Regions from separate parts of the Homo sapiens genome. Here regions 2 and 3 are each linked to region 1. Evidence: chromatin contacts called from ENCODE Hi-C or POLR2A ChIA-PET data. All regions are on one chromosome and are shown on one strand. The core of a region is the stretch at or near the end of the contact, and the rest is flanking DNA. Distances in the headings are between cores, read along the strand shown.

Region 1 (4,339 bases), core at 534-3,033:
GGATGGTTTTCTTCACAAGGAAAAAAAAAAGTACAAGTGGGAGCATTGGCAACTGTTAATTACAATGAGATAATGATCATTCGATAAGGAAAGAAATGGATTATGAGTCAAAAAATAAATATTGTGGAATCTGCGTGTAACACAATGTTTATTTTGGCACTTTGACTCTCCCACTAAATGATCTACGGGCAAAATTCAGTTGCAGACCTGCGATCGGGGGCTCCATGCCCCTATGACTTGTGCTGTCTAGATGGTGAGAGACGCTGAGAAGCGACCGCAGGAATCCCATCCTAGAGTGGTGGCCTCCTCTAGAGTGGTGAGACCTGTGACTGACTTATTCTAACCAATGCAGCGGCAGGGATGGCAGGTCCTTGTCTTGATAGAACAGCTGCTTCTGTGGCAGGGATGTGGTACAGCTGCCACAATATCATCATGTCTGTGATATGAGAGATCGAAATAGACACCCCTATATCGACAAACATGGACCCTAAGCTAAAGGGAACGGAGTTACCTATGTCTCAAAGGTTCAGAGCCTGGCTGGTGTGGCAAATTTCCAAATTTACACAGGTACAAAACAAACCACACTCGCTAAGCTCCCTCACAATGGTTGCTATCAGACCCCTCAAAGCTCTGATTTGCAACCCAGACCACTACCATTCTGATAGCTTTACAAACATTCTTTTCTGATAAACAATGGCAGACTTGAAGGCAGCTTCAGCAGCTTATAGAGGCTGTGCACAAACTGTTTTTGTTTCCTGCAGTTCATCTGTTGACATAAAGGGCTAATCCCACCTCATTTTAATGCTGAAACCCTGCCCCAAAGTGAACACGGGATGTATGTTACATACACATTCACCCATTGCACATGCGTTCCACTCTCCTCTTAAATATGTATAGCTTTTCCCCCAAACTTGCAGACCATGTGTGAGTCTATTGTGTAATAAGACCCCATGAGGCATAAAACCAACCCCTTCCTTCCTTCCTCAAAGAGAGAGCACCTTTGCCTCATTCTACGTAGTTCCTGCTGGAGTCTCCTGTGGTTGTGGTTGGGTCGTCTAAATTACTACAAAGAGCAAAAAAGCTCTGACATAAAAATGGTCTCTTATTTTCTTAATCTTTGTGTTTCTCAGGTGCACTGTTGTGAAGAGACCTCAGCATACGTGTCCAGAGCAGTTAGTAAACATTTAGTGAAAATCCATAAAGAATTTGTAAATGCTCTCTCTATAAATCCCTACCTGGACTCTTTCATTTTTTCCCCCAGTTTCCAGTAAGAGTACAAAGTTATGATTTTTACACGAAGATTTGTTTTCATCCCCTATTACTGTACCTTATGACATCCTGGCAAATAATAACAATAAGAAATGGGAACGATAACAGTAATTCTACTTTTGAAACACCTTTTGTCTGTAAACATATATACACTTTCTGTAAGTGTCAAGGGATATATTTAATCATGATACTAATCCCCGAGAACTTTGTGTTTTGTCTCAAAATTCAAATAGACACAGGGCCCTTTGTTTGGACTTAGTTGGTTGCACAACGCTTCCAAAGTTAGCGTGTACTGTGAAGTCAACTGGGATTTTCAAGACATTTTTATGTACACTAAATATGTCTTAACATGATCTTAATGAAAGATGTAATAATTGACTGGCAGATGGAAGAGGCAGCAAGAAAATTGTAGTTTAGTAAAATAAAGTTTCACATTACTATATCAATATTAGGTTTTACACTAAAAGGAAAGCTAAATTTAGGAGCTTTATTACATACTAGCATTGACATGAGTCATTTCCTCTCCATTAAAGCAACCAAAACCCCAACTTCCTATCTTAGGCTATAATCTGCACCAGCCAGCAGATTTCAGATCTCAATTCTGCATGTTTGAGTTCCTCAAAAAAAAAAAAAAAAAAAAAAAAAAATCTCAGTTTAAGTTTGTACTTTCAGTGGAATTTTAAATAATTCCAAGAATGAGAATAGCTAACATCAAGCATCAGATATTAGTCAGAACAGTTTCACTTTGAGCAATAAAATTAGATCTCAGTTGAAATTTGCAGATACTGGGAAAGGAAAAGTGAAGTACTTACATCTTCACAAAATAAAATGACTTGTATCAAATTGAGCACACCCACTAACACAGACACTCACAGACACACACAGCGAGACAACACAGAGATACAGATGACACACACACACTCACAGACATATACAGCGAGACAACACAGAGATAGAGGACACACAGACACACTCGCAGACACACATGGAGATAGAGACAGAGGCACAGACACAGACATACACCAACACAGACACAAGCAGAAACACAGACACAGACACACACACACACACAAGGAGATGCACAGAGACACAGACACACACACACACACCAACACAGACACAAGCAGATGCAGAGACACAGACACACACACATAGACACACACCAACACAGACACACAGAGACACAGGCACATATACACACACCAACATAGACACAAGCAGATACAGAGACACACACACACACGCACAGACACCAACACAGATACAAGGAGATACACAGAGACACAGGCACACACACACACAGACACACCAACACAGGCACAAGCAGATACACAGAGACACAGGCATACACAGAGACACACCAACACAGACACATGCAGATTGTGTGAGACAGACACACGTGCACACAAACTTCACCAACACGCACACACCCAATAATGATAAATGCTTCTCCACTTCTGTGTTTTGGTGACACTAATAATCTTGTACTTTCTTTGACACAGTAGCCCATTTTCTGTTCAAAAGCAACAGAAAAATATGTCATCTAGTTTACTGTTTTTAGAATTGTAGGATATTTTTGTTTCAGCCTCAATAAAATTACTTCTAAGTCCTTCTAAGTTTTGAGTGTCTTCTAATTTCTTCATTCCTCTAATGAAAGGTCCGGTCATGTGTAGATATCACCCCTGTGGGGACCCCCTCACATTGCACCTGACCTTGGCTGTGCTGCTGTCTGCCTGTGGATGGAGTGGATTGACAACGGTGGCATTCACATGATGAGAAAAATGCTCCTGGGGCCGCGCTCCTGGCGAATGGCTTTGGAAATCAACAAAACACAGTCCCACTTTTGTCTGTGACCAGTCTTCATGGCATATCAGTTAGAGTGGTGTGCTAAATTTTGAGACCAGGTGGACAGAAGTGAGTTAAATGTTTTCAAGTGATCAATAAAGACAAATACCTTTATTGGGTACTCATCTCAAGCTCTAGGAATGGAAAAATACAAAGATGCGTAGTCCGTATTACTCCTTCAAGGAGTTTAATAATTAATTGAACATAAAATTCCTATATATGTGTATAAATACATATATTTTAATACCTACACAATGAAAACATCATTGTGTAGCAAGTAGTCCTGTAGGAAGGTTAAAACCTTGTTTTCATCCTTATCTTATTTTTCTCACCTCTCGTAATCCAAACTATTGAAGGACATTGTTGAAGCGAGTAACAAGGACTAAAGGACCAGAAGGTCACAAAAAAGAATGCATCACTGAAGAAATAAAAAACTAAATAAATGACTCAACTTTTTCTCACAAAGCTAGTCAATAAATTCAATGTTTTAAATGTGACCTGTGGACACCATTTAGACAGGTTTAGAAATATTGTATGTTGTTGAATCTGAGTCTGAATGGATTCAATGACCTTGTGAAGGAAACAATGACCCCTATTTTGTCTAGTGAAACATGTAGCATTTACAAGCAGAACCTACTCCAATTAAAATAGAACTAAAATTAAATTACTTAAGCATCCAGCATACTAAAAAAACTAAAATCATCATTTTACTCACAAGGTAGAATCAACCTAAGTTATTTATCTCTGTATCCAATCCTTAAATACTTCGTTAAACTTGCAAAATTTTAAAGTTGAATAAAATTCATCAACGTTTATCTGAGTGTGTTTCTGCTGTGTGCACATATAATTTAATATAATAAAATACTTATTGGATTTTGACATTAATTTTCATCTTAAATGAAAGCTGCTGCTATTTCTTAAATTAGGTAGACAACAGAGCAGTCTCTATTATAGTACAGTTAAAATCCTCCTCTGTGAGCCTATCTTCTGTCCTGGAATACACATTCATTCACTAAAGGTTAATGAGCACCTACTAGTCCACCAACTTGTGTTAAATCAATTTAAAAAAATTCCAGCCCTCATGGAGGATACTTTTTACATAATTAATTATAAATATAACATGTAAGTAAATTATATGGTATTCCAGAAAATGATAAGTGCTAAGAAAAAAATAGGGTAAGAGGTATCTTAAATGTTGGGTTTTGAGGGGTTGGGTTGGAATTTT
Region 2 (4,212 bases), core at 362-2,861, 1.3 Mb after region 1:
ATGCTTGTAATCTTGAATTCTAGAGTTTTAAAATGGAATGTAGTTTTCTTATATTTAGAAAAAGTTCTTAAAATATTTCTTGTGAATTGTGGAATCTTTTTCATATACTTGTATCATTTTAAAATATATGTTTAATTTAGTAATATAAGACATGAAGGCTGTACAAAGACTGAAAATACAGATTTTACTGGTCATATTTTTCCACAAATTAAGAGATTGTTTATGTAGTCATCTATGTAATGTCGTTACAAATATAATTACAAAGTTGAAAAACAGGTTGACAATTGCATTTCACAATATCTCGTGTAGAGGGCAGCAGAGAGCTTAGATTTTGTTTTCTCTTTGCCTGTAGTATGGCTTCCCTAGTCTAATTTCCAATTGCTTGTTATTGTTCCAGGTAAAAGTAGATAATAATGCCTAGACCAAAAAAAGTAATGATTATTCCTAAGCTCTAATTTATTTCTAAATTCCAAGCAGTTTTTCACTTGAAAGGGGAGAACAAGTAACCTAACACTCCTTTTCTATACATAAGAGAAACATCTTTCTCTTTACCTTTACATAACTCAGTTACGTTTATAAATTCTAGATGTTCTATAGAAAGAAAAGACGCTAACCAATCTGTGCCTCAGTTACGCCGTTTGTAGAAAGTTATACAAATAGTTGCTGTTGGCCAGGCAGGGTGGCTCATACCTGTAATTCCAGCACTTTGGGAGGCCAAGGCAGGCAGATCACTTGAGACCAGGAATTCGAGACCAGCCTGGCCAACATGGTAAAACCCCATCTCTACTAACATTACAAAAATTAGCCAGGCGTGATGGCACACTCGGGAGGCTGAGGCATGAGAATCACTTGAATCCAGGAGGCAGAGGTTGCAGTGAGCTGAGATTGTGCCATGGCACTCCAGCCTGGACAACAGAGCAAGACCCTGTCTTTAAAAAAAAAAAAAAAGAAAGAAAGAAAAAAACTCTTCTAAACTTACACAACTGGAACTATTTTATTATCTTTTTACCTACCCCATGTCTTGTTATAAAAAGGCTATAAGGCAGCTAATCTCTCAACCGTTTTTATGGTTTCCTCCTCTATAAAAGTATTGGCAATTTAGTGAATACTGCTAGCCTGGGACTCAGGAGACTTTGGTTTTAAACTTAGGTCTACTGTTAACTTAGGTCACTAACATATACTGAGCACCTAGTGTGTCTCAGAACATGTGCTAAAGGTTTTATATGGGTTATCTTCATCTGGACAGTGTCACAACAGCTGAGCAGAACAGAGTCATCAGGTCTGTTAAGCCACTGATTAACAAGGTACCTTTGGACAAGTTTCTTAAACTTGGTCAGTCCTAGTTTCCTCCTTCTCTAAAATTGAGATAATAAGTACTTCATAGAGTTGATTAAGATAACATGTATAAAGCTCTAGCACAAAGTAATTGAGATAATAAGTACTTCATAGAGTTGATTAAATAACATATAGAACTCTAGCACAAAGTAAGACCTTAAATTTTTCTTCTATTTTTCACCACCACCCATTAAGTTTCCTTATGAGAAAACTGAAGAGGATGGGTGAATGATCTCAGAGGGCCTGTTTAGTCCTCTGGTTTTATGCAGCATTGTGACAAGACTCAAGATTCTTGAGTCCAGTTGAACTTCCGCATGTTCATCATTCCTTTTTTAGATGCTGTCTACATTTAGACCCCAAACCTGCACATTCAAAATGAAACTAAGATTTTAGTGTTGGTGAGCTGGGGCTTTTGTGAACATGGCTGTCATCAGTATACCCTATTTGTTTTCTATTTCTGTATTTACATATAAAGACTTCTACCTTTACCTCTTGGGTCCCCAGCTGAAGGAGAGAATGAAAGATACCCCTTCTCATTATCTTGGCTCATTTCTGTTGGAACTAAGTGGAAAAACAGTTTCAAGAAAGACATCGGGTAAGAATCCCAGGAGAACTCCTAGCTGCTTCTTTCCTAACTCCCACTGCACATAATCCTTTATTCCCTTAGAAACTATGTGGCCGTAAAGTATTGGCCTTACTTACGCCATATTTTAACTGATGAAGCTAACTGAACCAGACTGCTGGGGTCTAGCCTAGGCTGTTCATATTAGCTCTGAGAATGTAGGTAGATCACTGTTCTTAAAATTAAGAGTAAAATTAGGAGTCCACAATCGCTCAGGTGCTTCTACTTTCATGCTATATGGAAATATCTTCTACAGTCATCCACTCTTAAGGCCAACCACATCACACATACTGCCCAGGACAGACTGGACAATAGAGTAGATGATGAAACAGAGCCAATCTCCATTACTTTAAAAAATAAACTCAAAGCAGAAAGATGAATTATTACCACATCTCGTGTATAAAACACACATAGCTACAGAAGGGCAGTGGTGGTCCTTCCTGCAAGAAGTAGCAACTCTCCTGCAAACCTTAGGCAATTACTTTTTATAGATTATTTGTCTTTATAAATAGTCTGCACCCACTATTCTTCTGTATTCACTCTTCAGCCCCTGTAATTTGCCTCTGTCTTTACTCCACTGAAATAGCACACTTGAGATCCTCATTAAACTTGTAATCACTAAATCCGTGGCTTTTTTCATACCCTCCTTAACCTCTTTGCTGTAATTAACATTTTTTTCTTCCCTTGGCTTTTGCTTTGTTTCTTTCCTTCTAACTATTCCTTTTGCAGAATTTTCCTTCCCTTGGCTTTCCTCCAAAGTTAGATCCTTGGACCATGTTCTTTTTGTCCAAATTTTCTCTCCCAGTCATCTCATTCACTCCCATAGCTTCGATTTTTATCTCTGTATCTGACTCTCCAGTCTAAATCTAGCCTCCAGCCTCTTTCAGGTTTTTGTCCAACATTTCCAACTACCAGCAGAATATTTTCATTTGCATGTTCTTCCACCGCCTCACACTCAGTATATCTAAAATGTAACTTAGAATTTTCTTTCAAAGCTTGTTCCTTCTTATTTCTTGATTTGCACTAACAGTTACCCCTCCTATTTAAAGAATTGTAGGCGTCTGTGACTTCTTGCTTATATCCTTTTCCTTCTTCCCTACTGGTCCTACTTTAGGCAAAGTTCTTGTTGCCCGACTGTGATTTTTGCATGATGTTTTCAGTCATCTTTCAACCATCTTAAACACCAGTCACATATATCTTATTACAACATAGCTCTCATTATCTCTCTCACCTATTGAGTACATCCATCTGTTCCATCTTTACGCACAGCCCGTGATCTCAGTGTGGGCTCACTCCCTTGTCCTCCTTGAAATTTTCTCTTGTTCAAATCTATGAAAAATATTACATTCAAGGCCGCACAGACATAACATCTTAAACCTCTTCCTGGCATTGTTCCCAGCCGTGTCTTAGCTTAGAAAACTACCTGAAGTGGTTTCTCTTCCAGAACTCCTGTAGCACTTATTAGCTACACACCTTAGTTTTGAATTTGCAAAAGCTATCTTCTGTTATCTCTTCATGTGGCCTACCTTTACACAATGGTCTCTTTAGCAGATATGAAGCCTATTTTTTTTTATTACCCAAGTATCTAGAATAGTGACTTTTATATAATAGATTTATCTGATTCTATAAATCCTCAGACTAGAAATATTTTTCCAACATACTACCATCATATTATAGTAGTTTATAGTGTAAAATTTTACCATTCCAAATAGAATAACGAATTTTGTGTTTAAAAGGAAATCTGCTTCACAGCAGGCCTGCCAAGCCAACAAAAGTAGTGTTGTTCCATAGAGGAAAAGACTTAGGCTAGAAATTTGGAGACTGTCACTGGTCACTGTCATTATTGTCACTTCACCTCTGTTAGCCTCATTTCTTCACCTGTAAAATGCAAGACTTTTTAAGCAGTCTTTTGACCCTGTTCGAGCTATATCAAGATCAGTTAATTCAGTCTAGAGAAGGACCCTGTTATATTATACACTTATATATAATATATACACAATTACATACTATGTATACAATATAGAGAACAGAAATCACCTTTGTTATAAAATATCTAGTACACAGATAATCAAGTTTTTAAAAAGATCCAGAAAAAATATCTACCTCTAAGAAATACTGAATTTTGAAATCTGAAGTAGCCCAGTTTACCCGTAACCTCATGGGAGATTTTCTTCTGGAAGAGAGGTAACAGAAGTGCACCTGCTGTATTTACCCTGCTAGTCTTAAGAAAAAGTGGGAACTATTTAAAGACTTAG
Region 3 (4,413 bases), core at 1,249-3,748, 1.5 Mb after region 1:
TCCACTCATCTATTTGTCTATTCTTAGGTCAATACCACACTATTTAAATAGCTAGCTTTACAGTAAAACTTGATGTTAGGTAGTGTAAGCTCTCCAACTTTTTCTTCTTTTCCTAAATTGTTTTGCCTATTCTAAGTCTCTACATTTCCAAATTTTAAAATTCATTTGTCAATTTATATTTGTTTTAAATGAAAGCCTATTGGGATTGTGTTGAAGCCATACTTCAGCTTAGGGGGAACTGACATATTAATACTGAGTTGTCCAATCCATGAACATAGTATATCTTTCCATGTATTTACATCTTCTTTAATTTCTCTCAGCATCATCTTGTGTTTTCAGTATTGATATTGAATATTTCCCATCTTTTATTAATCTGTTGCTAATTATCTTATGTTTTTTGACACTATTGTAAATGGAATTGGTTTTTTAAATATCAGTTCCCAAATGTTTGGTGCTACTATATGAAAATACAATTGATTTTTGTATCTTGACCTTTCTTCAGAAGTGTTTTAATGGGATCTGAAAGAAGAAGTGAGAGAGGTTTAATGAATCAGCCTGTACCTGAACAGGAAGAGAGAAAATGAACAGAAAGGGAACTGACATGCATCGAGTTCTCTATCTGCAAAGCACTCTGCTGGAAATTTTTCATACTTAATTTTCACAGCAACCCTGTGAAGTTGGTTGTTATCCATGTTTTACAGATAAGGAAAGGAAGTGCTCCAGGACCCCACAGGTAGCAAGTGGCAGCCAGGATTCAACCAGAGCTTTTGAGCCCTAAACCCTGCATTCCTCTCGGTATACAGCGCTGCCACGATGCCGCAGAGCAATAGCATGTCAAGTGCTCGCAGGATGGATGCATAAAGAGGTGGCAGCTTACATCAAAGCCAGGTGACCTCCCGTCCAGCTCCTGCAGCCAGGAGGTGTGAGATCCCTGGTGGGCACATAGAGCTAAAGTTCTCCCACCTGTTCTTTCTAGGGCTTAAGCTGCCATGAGCCAATAGGCATGGATGGATGTGATATCCACAGCATGGTGAGCCATGGGCAACAGGGGCATGACCTAGTCCTGACCACACTGGGCCAGCACCAGGCCGGCCATGCCTCCCCAGAGCCTCCCTGGTCTGGGAAGTTTGTGGGCAGGATAGCAGAGCTGTGAGGATCAGTTCCACCTTGCAGATGAAAGAGTACCCTGAGGCCCAGACAGAACCCAAGTGCTGAGCCCGAGAAGCGAAAATCAGCACTTGGGCTTTGTTCCCCAAACCTCTCCTAACATGAGCATCACCGGGGGCAATTTTTCTAAAGCAGATTCCCAGATAACTTCCCCAGAGTTTCTGATTCAGTAGGTCTGAGATGCGGCTCAGGAATCTGTGCTCTAAGCTGCCGAGTGATTCTTCCAATCAGGATATTCTGAGAAACATGAAGTTACTGCTTCCTTAAGGGATTAGGGAAAAACCTGCAGATTGGATGGGAATGAAACAGACCTCCTACCAGAAGTGAGGTAAAGGTCGAAGCCTGTGCTCAGGCAAGCGAGCTGCGTGAGTACCTAAAATGTGTAGGGGATTCCCTCTTCGATGAGTAAAACGGCCAGAGCTCGGCTCTTAGGAAGGTTAACTCCTGAAATGTTGGGTGGGGTCAGGGAGGGACGCCATGGAGAAAAGGGCTTGGCTATGACTCTCAAAGCCTTCAAAGGAAAATGCCCCCCTCTGGCTCCCCAGGATATGGCAGCACAAGACGTCCAGTGGGTAACTGGAAAGAAACCGTCCCAGGGCTCGTCACAAATCACTGCCCAACCAATGAATCACAGGTTATCTAGACAGGCTGAATTCACCACCTTTGCCCATTGGCCGCTTAGGTGCTGAGGCCGCAGGATCTGCCAGCACAGGACCATCAGTTCCCTCCCGTGCCTTATTTACATTTCATTTTATTATTTTTTTAAATTTTATTTTAGAGACATGGGGACTTGTGTCGCGCAGGCTGGAGTGCGGTGGCACAATCACAGCTCACTGCAGCCTCCACCTCCTGAGCTCAAGAGAGCCTCCCACCTCAGCCTCCTGAGTAGCTAGATTACAGGCACGTGTCACCACCCCTGGCTAATTTTCTTTTAATCTTTTGAGGCTGATGTTCTGGTACGTGGGAAAGGAGAGGGAAAGGGGCTGCAGAAGAGAATGAGAGAAAGGGAGGAAGGAATTGAAGACATTCAAGTGTGAGTGGGGAAATGCATAAAAGAGAAAAGGCTACGCAGGGCCAAGTGGACCCCTGAAAACACAGACACAGAGCAGGCACATGCTGGTGGTGCATGGCAGGGCGCTGTGCTGGGGGCTGTCCCGGCCTGGAGAGGGGCAGAGGGATTGCAGTTGACATGTCAACAATCGCTCCTGAATGGCAAGCCCGAGCCCTCCCCTCCACTCCTTCACTCCTGAAGTCCGGTCAAGAGGCTCCAGGCTCTTTTTTGTTACCTTTTTCCGCACCACTGGTTGCCCTGGCAACAGCCGCAGCTGGCCCGTCTCCCAAATCACAAGCTGTAATGAGAATCTCAGGCAGGTTTGTTCTGCTCTGCTGGCTCGCAGACAATAGGTGGAACGCTGGCCCACAGCTGTGGTTTCAGAACCTGTCCCCGAGGATGCCCCGCAAGTAAGGGGAGGGAACAGGGTCTGGGAGGAAAGGTGAGAAAGGGCTCAGCTAAGAGAGAAGGCAGCGGAGGAAACAGGAATGTCCTGGAACTTCCCTACCACCACCTCTGGGACAAACCGGCTGGATGGGAGTGCACAGTGGATGGATCCATAGCTGAATACACAGCAGCACCTAAAGGAAGTGTCTGCCCAGCCCCCAGCCTGCGCCTGCGCCTCCACTGTTCTCACCCAGCGGCTTCAGTGAAAACACGCTGTCCAGATCCACAAATGACCCAAAGCTTCCAGGGAGAGCAAATGTGCTGCAGGCGACAGAGCTGGTATTCATAAAAGAGACCATATTCGATTGGAACAGTGGGCGGAAACTAATAATTTTGAGAAAGATATAGGAAAAGTTGGCTGAACAGAAATTGTCTCGAGAGGCCGGGCGCGGTAGCTCAGGCCTGTAATCCTAGCACTTTGGAAGGCTGAGGCAGGTGGATCACTTGAGGTTAGGAGTTTGAAACCAGCCTGACCGACATGGTAGAACCCCGTCTGTACTAAAAATACAAAAACAAATGGCCAGGCATGGTGGCGGGCACCTGTAATCCCAGCTACTTGGGAGGCTGAGGCAGGAGAATTGTTTGAACCCAGGAGGTGGAGGTTGCAGTGAGCCAAGATCACGCCACTTCACTCCAGCCAGAGCGAGACTCCGTCTCAAAAAAAAAAAAAGAAAAGAAAAAAGAAATTGTCTCGAGAGTCCAAATCACTCGCAAGCTCAGTGCACATCAACAGGGACGCAGCAGCTTAGAACACAGACGCAAGCGGGAGGCACGTGTGCCAGTGTGTCACTGCAGCCCATTCTTTGCCTGGTGGCTGAGCACCCCTCAGGTAAAGTGTATGGGGTCTTAGAAGTCAAGTTGGTGGATGCAGTTTGAATTCAGCTTCCAGTATTTAAAATGTTTGTAATTGTATAAATCAGAGGCTGTGTAATGTTGGGGTCAAAAGCAGGAATGCTGGAGCCAAACTAACTGGGTGTGAATCCCAGTGTTTATAAGCTGTGTATCCTTGAGGAAGTTACTTCACCTCTCTGAGTGTCAGTTGCCTCATCTATACAATGGAGGCAATAGCACTGCCTCCCTCCTAGGGTTTCAGTGAGAATTGAGTCAGTGACTCTAGGTAAAACACTCAGAAGAATGCCGGCACACCGAAAGTGCAAATTCTGGTTGCTAATGGTATTAGTGACTCAGCTGTTGCTTTCAAAAGGTTGATGAGTTGTTTTTGCCTGGAGGGCCCTGGACTCGGAATGCCTGGCCACCCTCAATACTCTCGAACCTAAACTCCTAGTCACCCTTGTATGGTCAGGCTGTGTCTGGCCACTCCCGACAGGAGGTGAGTAAGAGGGACCAATGACCCTCTCCCCAGAGCAGCCCGAGGCCACATGCACCAGCCCATGGTGCTCCTATGGCCCTTGGAGAGCCCCACTAAGGAAGGGCTGTCCCTCTGCTGGCTGGTCCGTGGGGACCCAGTATTCTGAGGACTCACAGCTGCTGAGGAAACACACTTCCACTACCAGCTTCACACCCAGCACGTGCGGGAGCCGTGGAAAGCCACCACCCTTGTCTCCCTTCCTTAGCTAGGAACCCTCTCTTCTTCTTCACTGGGTCTTGGGAAGACTGGAGAGGGCTTTACCCCCTGAGAATGGAACATTGTATAATCATCTACTTGTTCAGAGGAGAGAAATCCTACTCCAGCTCAATCTCTAGAAGAGATTTCTGTAGGCAGCCCAGCACTTCAGCTCAGACGCCAT

Evidence for each region. A loop is a pair of places that touch in the nucleus more often than their neighbours do. ChIA-PET counts read pairs that join two places held with the same protein, here RNA polymerase II (POLR2A). Pooled maps may share reads with other maps.
Region 2: a pooled map shows a loop between it and region 1 (8-fold over the local background). The contact joins two enhancer-like sites. A Hi-C loop is called at or near these places in 2 of 37 single-sample maps with no recorded cell type and 2 of 50 pooled maps. POLR2A ChIA-PET finds 5 or more read pairs at or near these places in 2 of 52 experiments (A673 and activated B cell).
Region 3: a loop to region 1 is called in a map with no recorded cell type, with 12 times the contacts of the local background. The contact joins two enhancer-like sites. A Hi-C loop is called at or near these places in 2 of 37 single-sample maps with no recorded cell type and 3 of 50 pooled maps.

The regions. Positions count from the first base shown.
Region 1 is chr10:4,129,933-4,134,271 of GRCh38, forward strand. No RefSeq gene overlaps it. Among named protein-coding and RNA genes, the nearest start is that of LINC00702, 110 kb to the right of the region's middle. Within about 2 kb of position 1,784, at least 8 of the 41 ENCODE cell types and tissues checked have a DNase peak (open chromatin) inside an H3K27ac peak, as active enhancers do.
Region 2 is chr10:5,441,945-5,446,156 of GRCh38, forward strand. All of the region lies in intron 3 of NET1 (neuroepithelial cell transforming 1), which reads left to right. Among named protein-coding and RNA genes, the nearest start is that of NET1, 31 kb to the left of the region's middle. RefSeq lists an enhancer at 310-479. Within about 2 kb of position 1,612, at least 3 of the 41 ENCODE cell types and tissues checked have a DNase peak (open chromatin) inside an H3K27ac peak, as active enhancers do.
Region 3 is chr10:5,581,258-5,585,670 of GRCh38, forward strand. No RefSeq gene overlaps it. Among named protein-coding and RNA genes, the nearest start is that of LASTR, 13 kb to the right of the region's middle. RefSeq lists enhancers at 2,147-2,675, 3,282-4,413. Within about 2 kb of position 2,499, at least 7 of the 41 ENCODE cell types and tissues checked have a DNase peak (open chromatin) inside an H3K27ac peak, as active enhancers do.